5 separate regions of the Homo sapiens genome follow, and regions 1, 2, 3 and 5 are each linked to region 4. Evidence: chromatin contacts called from ENCODE Hi-C or POLR2A ChIA-PET data. All regions are on one chromosome and are shown on one strand. Each heading gives the region's core, a stretch centred on a gene start or an enhancer-like site at or near the end of the contact. The rest is flanking DNA. Distances are from core to core; before and after follow the strand shown.

The links. A loop is a pair of places that touch in the nucleus more often than their neighbours do. ChIA-PET counts read pairs that join two places held with the same protein, here RNA polymerase II (POLR2A). Pooled maps may share reads with other maps.
Region 1: a loop to region 4 is called in a map of B cell, with 21 times the contacts of the local background. The contact joins the promoter of PRORP here to the promoter of PNN in region 4. A Hi-C loop is called at or near these places in 2 of 168 maps with a recorded cell type or tissue (B cell and CD8-positive, alpha-beta T cell) and 10 of 50 pooled maps.
Region 2: a map of gastrocnemius medialis shows a loop between it and region 4 (6-fold over the local background). The contact joins the promoter of SRP54-AS1 here to the promoter of PNN in region 4. A Hi-C loop is called at or near these places in 1 of 168 maps with a recorded cell type or tissue (gastrocnemius medialis), 1 of 37 single-sample maps with no recorded cell type and 8 of 50 pooled maps.
Region 3: a loop to region 4 is called in a map of B cell, with 7 times the contacts of the local background. The contact joins the promoter of FAM177A1 here to the promoter of PNN in region 4. A Hi-C loop is called at or near these places in 1 of 168 maps with a recorded cell type or tissue (B cell) and 10 of 50 pooled maps. POLR2A ChIA-PET finds 5 or more read pairs at or near these places in 1 of 52 experiments (RWPE1).
Region 5: a map of B cell shows a loop between it and region 4 (18-fold over the local background). The contact joins the promoter of SNX6 here to the promoter of PNN in region 4. A Hi-C loop is called at or near these places in 1 of 168 maps with a recorded cell type or tissue (B cell) and 8 of 50 pooled maps. POLR2A ChIA-PET finds 5 or more read pairs at or near these places in 1 of 52 experiments (activated T-cell).

What each region holds. Positions count from the first base shown.
Region 1 is chr14:35,121,297-35,124,054 of GRCh38, forward strand. It overlaps PRORP (protein only RNase P catalytic subunit), which reads left to right and starts at 1,256. Exons shown (of 8, transcript NM_014672.4): 1 at 1,256-1,339; 2 at 1,656-2,758. The coding sequence starts at 1,950. It overlaps PPP2R3C (protein phosphatase 2 regulatory subunit B''gamma), which reads right to left and starts at 694. Exons shown (of 13, transcript NM_017917.4): 1 at 606-694. The coding sequence starts at 663. PRORP-PSMA6 (PRORP-PSMA6 readthrough) reads left to right here and starts at 543. Exons shown (of 15, transcript NR_182666.1): 1 at 543-756; 2 at 1,656-2,758. RefSeq lists enhancers at 1-1,097, 317-1,236, 480-609, 1,150-1,229, 1,237-2,156 and 1 more.
Region 2 is chr14:34,981,260-34,983,961 of GRCh38, forward strand. SRP54-AS1 (SRP54 antisense RNA 1) reads right to left here and starts at 1,307. Exons shown (of 5, transcript NR_151701.1): 1 at 1,165-1,307. SRP54 (signal recognition particle 54) reads left to right here and starts at 1,733. Exons shown (of 16, transcript NM_003136.4): 1 at 1,733-1,956. RefSeq lists enhancers at 884-933, 1,052-1,753, 1,144-1,233, 1,414-1,913, 1,944-2,203.
Region 3 is chr14:35,044,753-35,047,521 of GRCh38, forward strand. It overlaps FAM177A1 (family with sequence similarity 177 member A1), which reads left to right and starts at 1,520. Exons shown (of 5, transcript NM_173607.5): 1 at 1,520-1,876. The coding sequence starts at 1,712. RefSeq lists enhancers at 1,040-1,239, 1,960-2,229, 2,330-2,389 and a silencer at 1,360-1,709.
Region 4 is chr14:39,173,893-39,176,592 of GRCh38, forward strand. It overlaps PNN (pinin, desmosome associated protein), which reads left to right and starts at 1,362. Exons shown (of 9, transcript NM_002687.4): 1 at 1,362-1,500; 2 at 2,186-2,257; 3 at 2,635-2,700. The coding sequence starts at 1,388. PNN-AS1 (PNN antisense RNA 1) reads right to left here and starts at 1,988. Exons shown (of 2, transcript NR_186208.1): 1 at 1,887-1,988; 2 at 983-1,420. RefSeq lists enhancers at 750-889, 1,052-2,251, 1,370-1,579 and a silencer at 1,090-1,209.
Region 5 is chr14:34,628,879-34,631,590 of GRCh38, forward strand. It overlaps SNX6 (sorting nexin 6), which reads right to left and starts at 1,270. Exons shown (of 14, transcript NM_152233.4): 1 at 1,233-1,270; 2 at 1,029-1,076. The coding sequence starts at 1,238. RefSeq lists a silencer at 1,024-1,373 and an enhancer at 1,544-1,593.

The DNA.
Region 1 (2,758 bases), core at 6-2,505, 4.1 Mb before region 4:
AACCCGGGAGGCAGAGGTTGCAGTGAGCGGAGATGCTGCCACTGCACTCCAGCCAGCCTGGGCGACAGAGCAAGAGACTCCGTCTCAAAAAAAAAAGTGAGACAACTCACCAAGGTTCTGTTTTTCTCCAGCCACTTTCAACAGCCCTTAGTGCGGGTGTGGAATAGGAAAGGTAGATTTAACGAGGTTAGTTAATAAGCAATGTGAAGGAGAAAAATAAAAGGAAAAATGGATTATGAAATATAAAATGGATTACGAGGGAAGCAAAAAGCGTGACAGTAAAAAGGCAGGAGGACAATTATAGGTCCTGGTGGGGTTCAGGCGTTGTTGGAGCCGGGGTTCCAAGTTATTCTTCACAAGTTTAGATTAAGACCATGGAAGTCAGTGACTAAAGCTAAGTTTTTCGTTCCTCTAGATTCTGCCCCAGGAAAGTTTGGGTCAAACCTATCGGGATCCTTAAACCACATTCCACTCCGCCTCCTTTGTCGGGAGGTTTCACAGAAGCGGAAAAGGCGGCTCCCCCTTGCTCCTCCTCCCCACCTCCCCCCTACCTCTAGGAGTTTAGGGCCGGGCCATCCCAACGGGCTGCCCCTCCCAAAACTCACTGTTTGGACAGGTGTTGGGCGTCGCTAGGCGCCGACGAAGAACTTCTTTCCAGTCCATGGCCGACTTCCGCGCAGCAGCTTCTGCATTTGCTGTTTCCTACCTGCTCCACCCCTACCAGCTCAGGCGTCAGCACCGCCAGGCCCCGTAAAGGTTAGGAAGGCCGTCCAACCACCATCTTGATCGAGGGCGGAAGTCTTGGCTAAAGAGGCAAAAACAATTACTGTCACTGCCGCGGAGAATACCGCTACCACGCTGACTGGGGGAAAAAACTATGAAAGAGATGGAAAATGGTTCTCCTTCAGAGGCGACCCAAGCTCACCAAGCCGGATTTTAAAGGCCACGATAAGCCCGCGTTTTCCTTTATCGTGTGCCTTTGGCGCGTGCGCACCACGTGACCCAGGAGTTCATTAGTTCCGGCTTGAGGGAAGCGCCTTCTTTCACAATTTCTTTTCATTGTTCATTGCGGATATCTGGAAGCCTTCCAGGTCCCCTGAATGTAGTAGACACTTCAGCAGCCGTCTCCTACCCCTTTTGCCACTAAATGCTTCAAAACTGCCTTTTTTCCTCGCCGCCGGGCCAGGCGGAACGCCTAAGTCCGGGTCAGTCTCGTCCGTCGGTCGGGGCTGGCGCGGTGCATCGTGGGCACTGTAGTTTCCGCCGCGTTTATGGCCGCGTTAAGTCTGAGTGCCGCTTTGAGTTGTTGAATGAAGTGAACTTCATTTGTCAGCGTTCGGTACGCAGTCTAGGCAGCGCCCTTCCTGTACCTCTCTTCCTTTCCTGAGTCGTTGGCGCAGCTGACTCGCCACCTCCTCCCTCCTCGTCCCCCCACCGGAGGAGTTTTGCGGTCTGTAGAGAGCTATGCAGGGTGAGGGCCCCTAGACTTCGGCTTTCGCCGCTGTTGGTGGTAGGCTGGAGTTGGGGGTCCCTGGATACGGTTTTGGCTTTACACCCCCTTTCCAGCAAGCTTCCCGTGGGAATCTGTTCCTTTTCAGGACAGCTGTGATCCACGTGAGTAAAACTGGGCGTTCCGTCTTGTGCTTTTTCCTCAGGTTCATGAACTGGAATGTAAGAGGCACCAGAGGATTCCTGCTCTGTCCCCTGGTTTGCGGCTTGCGACGTTGGACATCCCCGGATTGTTGTTTAATAGAGAAAACTCACCTGCCTTCTTGCTTTTAAGTAGCCCCAAAAGCAGAACCTTGATTTGTCTGTAAGGAAGAAACACAAACCTTTTAAAAAGTTCCACTTCGACTCTGCACCGCCGACCCCCAATCTCTTTAATTTTGCCATAGAAGAGGGGTTTTTTCAACATCTCTCTCACTATCTGGTGCTGATCTCACTGCATAATGACTTTCTATTTGTTTGGTATTCGAAGCTTTCCGAAGCTTTGGAAGAGCCCATACCTTGGGCTAGGCCCAGGGCACTCTTATGTCTCGCTGTTTCTGGCAGACCGCTGTGGCATCAGGAACCAGCAGAGGTTGTTTTCTCTTAAAACAATGTCTCCACAGAATACCAAAGCAACGAATCTGATTGCCAAGGCCAGATATCTCAGGAAAGATGAGGGCAGTAATAAGCAAGTTTATTCTGTTCCTCATTTTTTTTTAGCTGGAGCAGCTAAGGAGAGATCACAGATGAATTCTCAAACTGAAGATCATGCCTTGGCACCTGTGAGGAACACTATTCAACTCCCAACACAACCTTTGAATTCAGAGGAGTGGGATAAACTTAAGGAAGATTTAAAAGAAAACACCGGAAAGACCAGTTTCGAAAGTTGGATCATTTCACAGATGGCTGGCTGTCATAGCTCTATAGATGTGGCTAAATCTCTGCTGGCATGGGTAGCAGCCAAAAATAATGGTATTGTAAGTTACGATTTACTGGTCAAGTATTTGTATCTCTGTGTCTTTCATATGCAGACATCTGAAGTTATTGATGTCTTTGAAATTATGAAAGCCAGATATAAGACTTTAGAACCTAGAGGTTACAGTCTTCTCATCCGGGGATTGATCCATTCAGACAGATGGAGAGAAGCATTGTTGCTGTTAGAGGACATCAAAAAAGTTATAACTCCTTCAAAAAAGAACTATAATGACTGTATCCAGGGAGCTCTCCTTCATCAAGATGTAAACACAGCTTGGAATTTATATCAGGAATT
Region 2 (2,702 bases), core at 57-2,556, 4.2 Mb before region 4:
TTAACAAACATAAGAATATCCTATTTTCTTGAGCTTTCATCAGGCTTTACTTTGCCAGAATACATCTATCCCATTTTTCAGTAACTAGATCTAGCTACCACATTTCCTCAGTTTTAACGTGTGTGTTTAAAGAGACAGGGTCTTGCGTCGCTCAGGCTGGAGTGAAGCAGCGGGATCAAAGCTCACTGCAGCCTTTTTCTGTCTATAAATCTTCAACACTTGGCTGCGCTGCAATCTCTCTGAGCCTGCCCGATTCGTGAATCATTCTTTGCTCAAAATGTTAAATTTAACTTGGCTAAGGTTTTTCGTTTAACACTTCCTACTAACGCTACAGCCTAAAACCTCTCCTGCAAAATGCTTTTTCAGGTGGCAACGTACCAATTCTAACAAGTTTGTGGGAGTAATGGGGAGGAGGGCTAACCCTCTATTTTCTTTCAGAAAAAGGGTTAGGCACAAGGAGCTCTAAAGGCTTGTCCGAAGTCTGCTGAAAACTCACAAACCACTCAGAACCAGGTTTCCCACACCCAATTAATTCCAAGTGGTACTGTATCCGATTACCCCCATTTTCCAAGAGATAGTTTATTTTTTCCCCTCTTTTCCCCTCCCCACTACACTTTCCACTTAGCCCTTTTTGAACTGCAAAATAACCTCTCAACTCCCCTCACCAGACCATTCTCTACAGAGCAAATTCATCTACGAGATCCAAGACGCAACTCCCACCGCCAGGCGGTCGCCTCAGAAGGGTAAGCAGAAAGCATGCCCACTTGGCCACTTTTACAACTTATTTCTGCTCAGAAATGCACCAACTCAACTACCCGGTAGATAAGGCACCAGCTAGCAGAGACCTCTTGCTCATTTCCTCTTGTACCTTATAAAATGCCCGCTTTTTTGCTCCAAAGACGAAGCGGGCTGGCTTCAGAAATAAAATCCCTCTTCTTGTATACTAGGGCTCGCTCTTGTTAATTGGTGTCTACGTGTGGCGAGCAACTAACTCTCTTTTCCGTTAGAGCACTCAAAGCCCTGGTCAATCTACCCCCCAAGACAGCAGAGACCAGCACAACGATCCCAAGGAAGGCTGTTGGCTTCACCCCGCTTAAGTCCTCAAAGTCAGCGCCTGCAGCATATCCTTGCCCCCACCACCTGCCTCTAGCTCTGGTCACTTACACTTACGGTTAGTTCGCATCCACTGTAACAGCGCCTGGCGGTCGGCAGGAGCCACAGTGCGAAGCGGCCGCAGCATCACTGCCTGCCTCGCAGTGGGAAATTTTACCTTGCTGGAGCAAGCCGCGCAGGCACTGGCTGGCATTGCGCATGCGCAAGCAGAGACCGCCCCACCCTCCGCGGAACAAGCCTCCGGTCTGCAAAGCCCTAAGCCCCGCCCCTCTACGGAGGTCTCACGTGCGCCTGGGGATCCCTGCCTTCAGTCACACCTCTATCTCTCATCTTTCCGCTCTTAGCTGGGAGTGCTCCGCCTAGTCACTTTTCTTAAGGTGGCTCGTCGAGGCCTGACTTCTTCCCCGAAATCACGTCCCTAGACAGCCTCCTATTTTACCACTAACTTTACTCCTGCAGTTATTCAGCGGTAGGAAACTGAAACCAAAAACCAGTGTAAGCAAGTAAACATCTAAACTGTTTCAGGAGCCGCGTAGAAGGAACGCGGCGGTGTGCCCCGGAAGCGGAAGTAGATTCTCCTATAGAAAGGCTGGACTACGCGGAGTGGTGACGTTTCCTCATTGGGCGGAAGGTTCGCTGGCACTCCGTTGGTCTTCCAGCTGGTGGGAGTTGACGACGTGGTGCTGGGCGTTGGGACCCTACTTTATCTAGTTCGGGAAGTTGGGTTGTGGGGTCATACCTGTCTGTCTGCTCCCAGCTTTCTTGGGTTTCTTCCGACGGCGTGGGGCCTCGCTAAGGAATTCCCGGCCCCTCAGGGCCACGGCTTTAGCGGTGTCTTTTGCGGTAAGTGTCTGCTTTTTCCCGCCCCAGACTACGGAGGGGGAGCGAGGGGCAGCCCCAGCGCTGCTCAGGAGGCGAGAGACTCCGGGGGAAGTCGGCCTCCGTGGCCACCGGCCATCGTTACCGAGACTGAGTTTCTGTGGCTCTTTATCTCGTCTTCCATGAGAAGTTTTATTAAAGATGCGCTGTGCCCCTTTTGAGTTGTCTTCCGATTTACCTGAGCCAAATAAGATGTAGGCAGTTGCAGGCCTGAGTCTTCGTTTTGCTTTCCTGAGCAAGAATTTAGATGAAGCTACTTCCCCGAAAATCCTTTTACTTGTACGAGACTTTTATTTTTCCTATGTGTTTGTAGTGCTTAACACAATGTCCTGCGTGTAGTAGACGTTCAATAAACGAATATGGAATATCAGTTGAATGCCAATGATGATTTAAGATAGACTGATAGCTCTCTCTGTACCATTTGACGCTGCTGACCATCCATTTCTTGAAACTTTCCCCTGCTGCCTTTCTTCATGCTATCCTCACCTGATTCTTTCACATGCTTAATTTAACAAAATATATACTTGTTCTTGGCTACAAGGATACAGAAATGAATAACACTAACTCTGCCATTGAGAAGCTAACGCACATAAATACACATTATATCAAGATGGGTAATGAGAAACACTAGTTGCATATAAAGAGCTGTAGAAAGCTGTGGGAGAGCTAAAGTGCTCCTTAGGTGCTTTGTGACCCTGAGCCAGTTTCTA
Region 3 (2,769 bases), core at 270-2,769, 4.1 Mb before region 4:
AGTGCACAACTGTAATCCCAGCTACTTGGCAGGCTGAGGTGGGGGAATCGCTTGAACCCGGGAGGCGGATGTTGCAGTGCGCCAAGATTGCGCCATTGCACTCCAGCGTGGGTGAGACCCCATCTCAAAAAAAAAAAAAAAGAAAAAAAAGAAAAAGAAAATTGTAATTTGATATTTAATTGCCACTTTGGAAAATAAAATCATGCATTTATAAATATCCCACAAAGTTTTAGTAATAAAGATTGTTGATTGCCCTGCTTGCCAGTAAGAAGGAAGAGATTTTGAATACATATAATGCAGAACTGTGTTGTTTATGAATGCCAATTCATGAAGTCTTAACAATTGGTTCTTTATTTTTGTTTTCAATTTATGGCCGAGTTTGGTTTTGCTGTTTTGGACTGTCTCAACTCCCTGCTGATGCCACCATACAGAGTCAGATCAGGTACTAACTTGTTTACTTCAGCAGCAACCTAACTTGATTTTATTACCAGGATAGAGAGCAATATGGATTTCCAACTAGTTTTTAAGGCGTAGATGGTTTTCAAATGATTATTTGTTTTTTAAAGTTTTTGGTTTTGTTTTTAGGTTCCAGTTATACATAGAATAGGAAGTGTACAATAACATTAGGCAGAGGGTAAGGAGAAGAACTTTGGCACAGAAGAGAAAGGAATATTTAATATTTGGGCCTGCTGTTGCTATGATGAAAAACATTTACAAGGTCATACAACTTTAGGGAGCATTTCTGAATTGAGACTAGTATGAAAATGGAATTTAAAGTATCAAATGAAGCCTCCCATAGCCAAAATAATGTATGTTTTGGTTTTGCCCCCTACATATTTGTGAAAACTTTCATGCTAAAACAACAATATACCATTTACCTGCAGAACCTCAGACTTGTTTGATGTTGAAGTCATGCAGTAATTGCATGATTTTTTACTTTCGTTGAACATTGCGAAAGACGGAAAAAATCTGGGACGCCCCCTCTAACATACGCACACGACTTTAAGACACAGATAAAACATTCCTTACATTTGTCAAGATGGAAGCTTACTACTGCCCTTTGCTCTCCTTCAGGTCTTTTCACTTAACACTTTCTACAGTTATACTTAAGTATTTCAGACAAGAGTAAGCAAATATCACGCCTGGGGTTCTTCTTTCGAGGGTATTTTGGCTGGACTGTCACCCACGTTTGGAATGGAAAGTGCAGCACGAGCCGTACATTTTACATTTTTCAGCAACCACATCCCATCACTAGCCTTTGAAGTACAACGACACAGCTGTCTTCATTTTACAAGTGCAAAAACCGAGGTCCTGCGGGGTGACTGCCCCAGACGCCGCTGGTGACGGGCTGCGCCGAGGTCGAGACGCCAGGCTTCAGGTACACGTACCAGAAATGACGTCACAGGCGGTGCCAGGCGGGGATCCACGAGCTCTGGATGCTTGCTTGGCCGGAAGCGACGCCCCGCAAGGACCCGCCCCGCCCCGCCCCGCCCCGCGCGAGCCGGTAGTTGCGCCTCCCAGACTGCAGTTGGCCAGCTCTCGGGGTGCGGAGCCCGGCGGGCTAGGCGAGGCGCGGGCTGGCCCCGCCCCTCAGGCCGGCGAGTCCCCTTCTCAGAGACTTGGCTAGGCGCGGCGCGAGGCGGGCGCTGGGCGGGTGAGTCCCACTTCCCGACAGCCTGGCTCGGCCAGCGACTGGGCGGGGAGACCAAGGATGGAAGTGGGCTTACCGGCCATTACCCTCTTTCTCACCAGCGCCAGCAGCCCTGTGGTGGCGACGACGATGGACCAGGAGCCAGTGGGCGGTGTGGAACGAGGAGAAGCCGTCGCAGCCTCGGGAGCTGCGGCCGCCGCGGCATTCGGGGAATCTGCAGGGCAGGTAGGTGGGGCCGCCGAGGCTGACGTCCGGGGAGCCGAGCCGCCTCCTTGCCTTCTCCGCGGGCCGCTCTTTTAGCCTGCGCGGCCGTCCTCCGAGCAGGCCGCCCCAGCTTTGGAGTTCCTCCTCACTGCACCCCTGTTTCTGCTCACTGAGACCAGCTTGTGGGAAGGAGCGCCCCCCGCCTCACTCACCAACCCCTTGGCTGGCAGCACAGCAGACTCTGGGGCGGCCTCGGGTTCCTGGGGTGATAGTCCAGCTTCTGGTCTACCAGAGGAAGAAGAAAGGCGTGTCCCCCAAAGGCTGTCCTTGCAGTAGCTGGAAGCCAGGTGAGGGCGGCTTCAACCACTTCTCAGTCTCTTCTGGTGCGAGCGCCTGCCTGGGCATCTGCCCTTTGCTTGGCATATGCCAAACGTTTACCAGCTTTAATTCACTGGATCCTTACAGTAACCGCTCGAGGTGGGTGTTAGCCCCATTTCACCGCCGAGGCAACTAAGGCTCCGAGCTGCGCTGTCCAACATAAATAGAATGCAAGCTGCATTGAAAATTGTAATTTAAAATTTTCCAGTAGGCACGTTTTAAAAAAGTGAAACCGATATTAATTTTAATAGCATATCTTATTTAACCTAATTTATCAAAACAATTTCAACCTAAAATTACTATGAAAGTTATTAATGAAGTATTTGCATTCTCTTTTGGAGTCTTTTCTAAGTCTTTTAAATCCTGGGTGCATTTTACACGCATAGCATATCGCAGTTCTGGCTGACCACATTTCAAGTGCGCATTAGCCACATGTGGCTAGTGGTTACTGTATTGGACAGCGCTGGTTTAGAGAGTTAACGTTTCTTGCAACTTTTCAGTATTAGACAAAAAGACACTTTGGGAGGCCAAGGCGG
Region 4 (2,700 bases), core at 112-2,611:
TCCTGGCCTCAAGTGATCCACCTGCCTCAGCCTCCCTAAGTGCTGGGATTACGGGCGTGAGCCACTGTGCCTGGCCTGTGAAAAAATGTTTTCTGAGCTTCAATTTGTATATATATTTATAGAACAAAACTAGTTCCTACATTGGCAGTGCAGGTAGGGCAGAACCAGAAGCGGGACAACACACACAGACACCACTAACAACAGGGCCGCTCCCTTAGGTCTGGTCTTAACCAGCTCTAGGCCAGGTGAAGAGGCTAACTCAACCATGACTGCGTGTCTGTCTCGCCATTGCTTTCTTTTCTCTAGTATAGATGCTCAGCGTCTAATCAGAGACTGATTCTCAACTGGCGTGACCAAAGGACAGTTATATTATCTCCAGTCTCAATTTCCTTATCAGTAATAACAGGCATTTTATCCACACTTTCAGTTTGTGAGAAATAAGGCATGTAGACGGTTTCACAGAGGGTCGGGAACAAGATCAACCCCTAACAAACGTTAGCCATTATGACTAATGACTTTTACTAGTTTTCATTTTTGTCTTCCCTCTTCTCACTTTAACCTAATCAGGCTGGGCGTGGTGGCTCACGCCTGTAATCCCAGCACCCTGGGAGGTCGAGGCAGGCGAATCACCTGAGGTCAGGAGTTCGAGACCAGCCTGCCCAACATGGTGGAATCCGGTCTCTAATAATACAAAAATTAGCCAGGCGTGTTGGCGCGCGCCTGTAGTCCCAGGTACTCAGGAGGCTGAGGCAGGAGAATCGCTTGAACCCGGGAGGAGGAGGTTGCAGTGAGCCGAGATGGTGCCACTGCACTCCAGCCTGGACGACAGAGCGAGACTCCGTGTGAAAAAAAAAAAATTAACCTAATAGAGGAAAGCACGCGCCCACCCCCTCTCTGAGCATGCGCACCAACAGAATAGCCGCGCCCTTTCCTAATTAAATCATTAACCAAGGTGAGGGTAAGGAAGAAAAGGAGGCTTGGCTAAGTCCCACTCTGATGTGATCACGTTAAAACGGTGTAAGGCACATTACATCATAGGTTAAAAGGCCTAGAAAACTCCGCGCTCCCCTTGCCAGAACTGCAGACTCGCGAGCCTAAGTCTCCGAGAACTCAGGGATTGTGAAACCCGCCCCGACTCTGCGCTAGCAGCGGGATCCAGGCACCCGCAGCTAACTGGGGAGGGAGATGACTGCCTGGCTGACTTTTCATTGGCTCAGAGTCACAAAGGCTGCAGGTTCTTCCCCCTTCCGGTCGCTGAGTGGTTGAGGCCGGAAGACAACGCTCATCGTCATTGGCTGAGCCCGGCTGTCAGTCCTTTCGCGCCTCGGCGGCGCGGCATAGCCCGGCTCGGCCTGTAAAGCAGTCTCAAGCCTGCCGCAGGGAGAAGATGGCGGTCGCCGTGAGAACTTTGCAGGAACAGCTGGAAAAGGCCAAAGAGAGTCTTAAGAACGTGGATGAGAACATTCGCAAGCTCACCGGGCGGGATCCGAATGACGTGAGGTAAGGGCCTAACGGGAACTCGGAACTCGGAGCTCGGAGAGGCAGCCCTCAGGTCGGGGTGAATTGGGGGCGGGGAGGGCGGCCAGCCTTAAGAAGACTGGAACCTCGAGGCCTGTTCGCGGGGCGGCGGGTAAAACCCTGTTGTCGCCGAGGTGGAGAGGCCCCAGGTCCCCTCCGTAGAGCGCTGGTCTCAGGTCCCTGAGGAAGGAGAGCGAGGCCTGGGTGCGCCGGCATGCTTTCTTGGCCTGTGAGAAGACCCGGACTGCTGATTCCCGCTCTCGGCCCTGCAGGCCCGGAACTGCAGCACAAAGCCCCTTCCCGCTCCGGCGGACACCCGGCCCGTTGCTGGCCCCGAGACCCTGCCGGGACGCAACAAGCCGCCTTACCCCAGCTTCCTGTCCACGTGCAGCCTCCTCGGGGATGGCGGGATGGGGACCTGATCCAGGCTTGTTAATGTGTGGGGGCATCGAGGTGAATATAATTTCTGTGACACAGGTCCTGGAGAAACGAGGAAGTTAAATGAAATAGTACTTCCTGTCCTGTTTCAGACATTTAGATTTATTTGAAACTATCTTTTTGGAACTTTTGTGATTTTTTCTCCTTATGATCCACATCTCTGAAAGTATTTGGGTGCGACTGTGTGTGTCTACATATGATTTTGCACTGATTTGTAAATCTTTTACAGGCCCATCCAAGCCAGATTGCTGGCCCTTTCTGGTCCTGGTGGAGGTAGAGGACGTGGTAGTTTATTACTGAGGTAAGATTTCCTTTGGACTTTACTCATGCTGAAACTACTGGTACTTTACTAAATATGTTGGTTTGAACAAAACCTGTGATAAAATCAATAACCCAGTGTTTGTCGTCTTTGTTTTGTTTAATGTTGTAATAGACTAGATTTCTGTATAAATATAGTTATCCTGAAAAACTGGAGGTTGAAGAATATATTAAGTTTACCAATTTTGAGTGAACTTAATTCTTATAAAGTAACACTATAAAAGCATTTTGGAATGAATGCCCGTTTAAGGCTACTTTAGTTGGAAAGATTTTTGAAAGTTTAACCATATTCTCTTGTCAAATGGAAATACCATTTATCTTGTATTTCAAGTGTTTTATGTTGAACATTTTAAATTTCAGGCGTGGATTCTCAGATAGTGGAGGAGGACCCCCAGCCAAACAGAGAGACCTTGAAGGGGCAGTCAG
Region 5 (2,712 bases), core at 20-2,519, 4.5 Mb before region 4:
GTGCTCACTTGTACAAGGGACTATAAAGATTACCACCCTTCAGCCAAGGAAAAAGGGGGTGGAGAGTGGGGTGGGAGGGAGGAATCAGAGCCCGGAAGGCTCTTTCTGAAGTAGAATGCAACTAACCTCAGAACACCAAGGGCAGAATGGAGGTTATCAAAGGCCTGGCGGAGTGTGTATGTGGGGGGTGAGTGGGTGGAGCGTCGATGTTGGTCAAAGGGTACATACTTGAAATTTGCTTAGATCTCAAATGTTCTCACACAAAAAAAAATGGTAACTAGGTGAGGTGATGGATATGTCAGGTTGATTTTGGTACTCATTTCACAATGTATTCGTGTATTAAAATATAATGTATACCTTAAGTATATACAATTATCAACAGTATTTGTCAATATACCTCAAAGAAGCTAAGGGGGAATAAAACACCAAGGAAATCCTGCCAAAGACAGGATTTGTTGGATATTAGAAAAAGTAAAGATACCATGGGCTACCTGCACTTTGCATAATCTAGTAGGGCACTGGACAGGAGTTGATTCGGCTACTATAAAAATCCTTGCAAAATGGTAATGTAGACTACACCTGTACTATTTGAGAGAGACAGAAGGGTGGGCGGGAGCAAGTTCGAGATGTCCACACCGGGTGAAAATTGAGGGTGCCGCTGGGAAGGTCCGAGAATGGGTTTTCATGGCCCCAAAGTGTCGAGGGAGGGTGGGGGCGTTCCATCTCCCGCCTCCATTTCCACTTCGCCACCTGCACCCCGCCCCGCGTGGGAGTGGAGGTCCACCAGAAGGCCCGAACAGCGGCGGGGGACAAGAAAGCGGCCGCGGGTCCCCGGGAATCGGAGCCGAGCGGCCCCTAGGGAGGAAGGGCTGCGGGAGGGTGGGGCGCGGTGCAGCGAGGAAACCGAAAGGAGGACTACGGGGAGGGAGTGCCGCGCGGCTGGGGACCCATCCCCGTACCACACCCGGGGACCCAGGATGGGGAAGGAGGGTCCAGGGTCCCGCGAGCGAAAGGAAGGCAGAACTTACTCCGCGGTCCTCTTCTGAGAGGAAGTCCGGGCCGTCGTCCAGGCCTTCCTGTGGGGTCGGCGGGCACGGCGCGCCGGGGAAAAGGATGAGATGGGGGAGACACAAAGGGAGACATTAGTGACAGGCTGGCGCGGTCCCCGCGCCCGCCCCGCGCCCGCTGCCCCCACCGCGCTCCCGGGACTCGGCGCCGCGGAGAACACCCACCATCATGGCTGCTCCGAGGCGAGGGCCGGCGCAGGCGCGCATCTCCCTGCTGCCGGAGGGAGCCGGCGGCCAGGAGCGGGGCGGGGCGGGGCGGAGGCGAAGGGGCGGGGCCTAAGGACGGCCCGCCCCGTCCCCGGCGCTGGTCGCTCGAGTCCGTGAGCGAGGAAGGTTAACAGGGCCTTCTGCCCAAGGTCAAGGCACCGAAGTCGGGAGAGCCTGAAGACCCAGACCTCATGGCTGGGGGCACCTCGCAGCTGGCGGGCTCTGACCAGGGAAGGGCCAAAGGCCACCCAGGGAGCTCTCCAGTTCCCCTGCCCCGAGGGCTCCAGCGAAAAACGATGCAGGCGCCCTCCGGAAGCCATAATACATCATCTGGTCTTTGTATTATGCCACACGATAATTAATCACAATTAATATCATTTTGCCTATGGAAGTTGCTGGAAACAAGGACCTTCACACAGTCGGTAATCAGGGACTATAATCAAGCTTTTACCGCTGGCGAGGTAATAACTACCTCAGAGTTTGGGGCACTAATGGTTGCGAACTATAAAAATGAGCTGTTTTCATTACAAAAATATTCCTTTCCTTTGTTAGAAGAAATTTCCCCACACCTACTCTAACTGTCCAGGTGGTTAGCATCACACGGGATCCACAGGCATTTCAAATAACGGGAGAAAATCATACTTAATCCTAGAATCTACACGTTCCTGAGCTTGCATTCAGTTAAGGAAAGGCATCTTCAGATGTTCAGACCAGAAACCCTTAACCCATTGAAATCCGTACTCTAGGGGCCGGGCGCTGTGGCTCACGTCTCTAATTCCAGCACTTTGGGAGGCCAAGGCGGGCGGATCACCTGAGGTCAGGAGTTTGAGACCATCCTGGCTAACATGGTGAAACCCCGTCTCTACTAAAAATACAAAAATTAGCCGGGCGTGGTGGCGCGTGCCTGTAATCTCAGCTACTTGGGAGGCTGAAGCAAAAGAATCGCTTGAACCTGGAAGGCAGAGGTTGCAGTGAGCCGAGATTGCACCACTGCACTCCAGCCTGGGCAACAGAGCAAGACTCTGTCTCAAAAAAAGAAAGAAATAAATCCTTATCTCCCTTACTCCTCATATCCAACCAAATCCTATGGCTTCTACAATTGATTGTCCTTCATACCTCTTTTTTTTTTTTTTTTGAGACAGAGTCTCGCTCTGTCGCCCAGGCTGGAGTGCAGTGGTGCGATCTCGGCTCACTGTAAGCTCCACCTCCAGGGTTCACGCCATTCTCCTGCCTCAGCCTCCCGAGTAGCTGGGACTACAGGTGTGTGCCACCACACCCGGCTAATTTTTTTGTATTTTTAGTAGGACAGGATTTCACCATGTTAGCCAGGAAGGTCTTGATCTCCTGACCTCATGATCCGCCCGCCTCGACCTCCCAAAGTGCTGGGATTACAGGTGTGAGCCACTGCGCCCAGCCCATACCTCTTTAATTAGTCCAA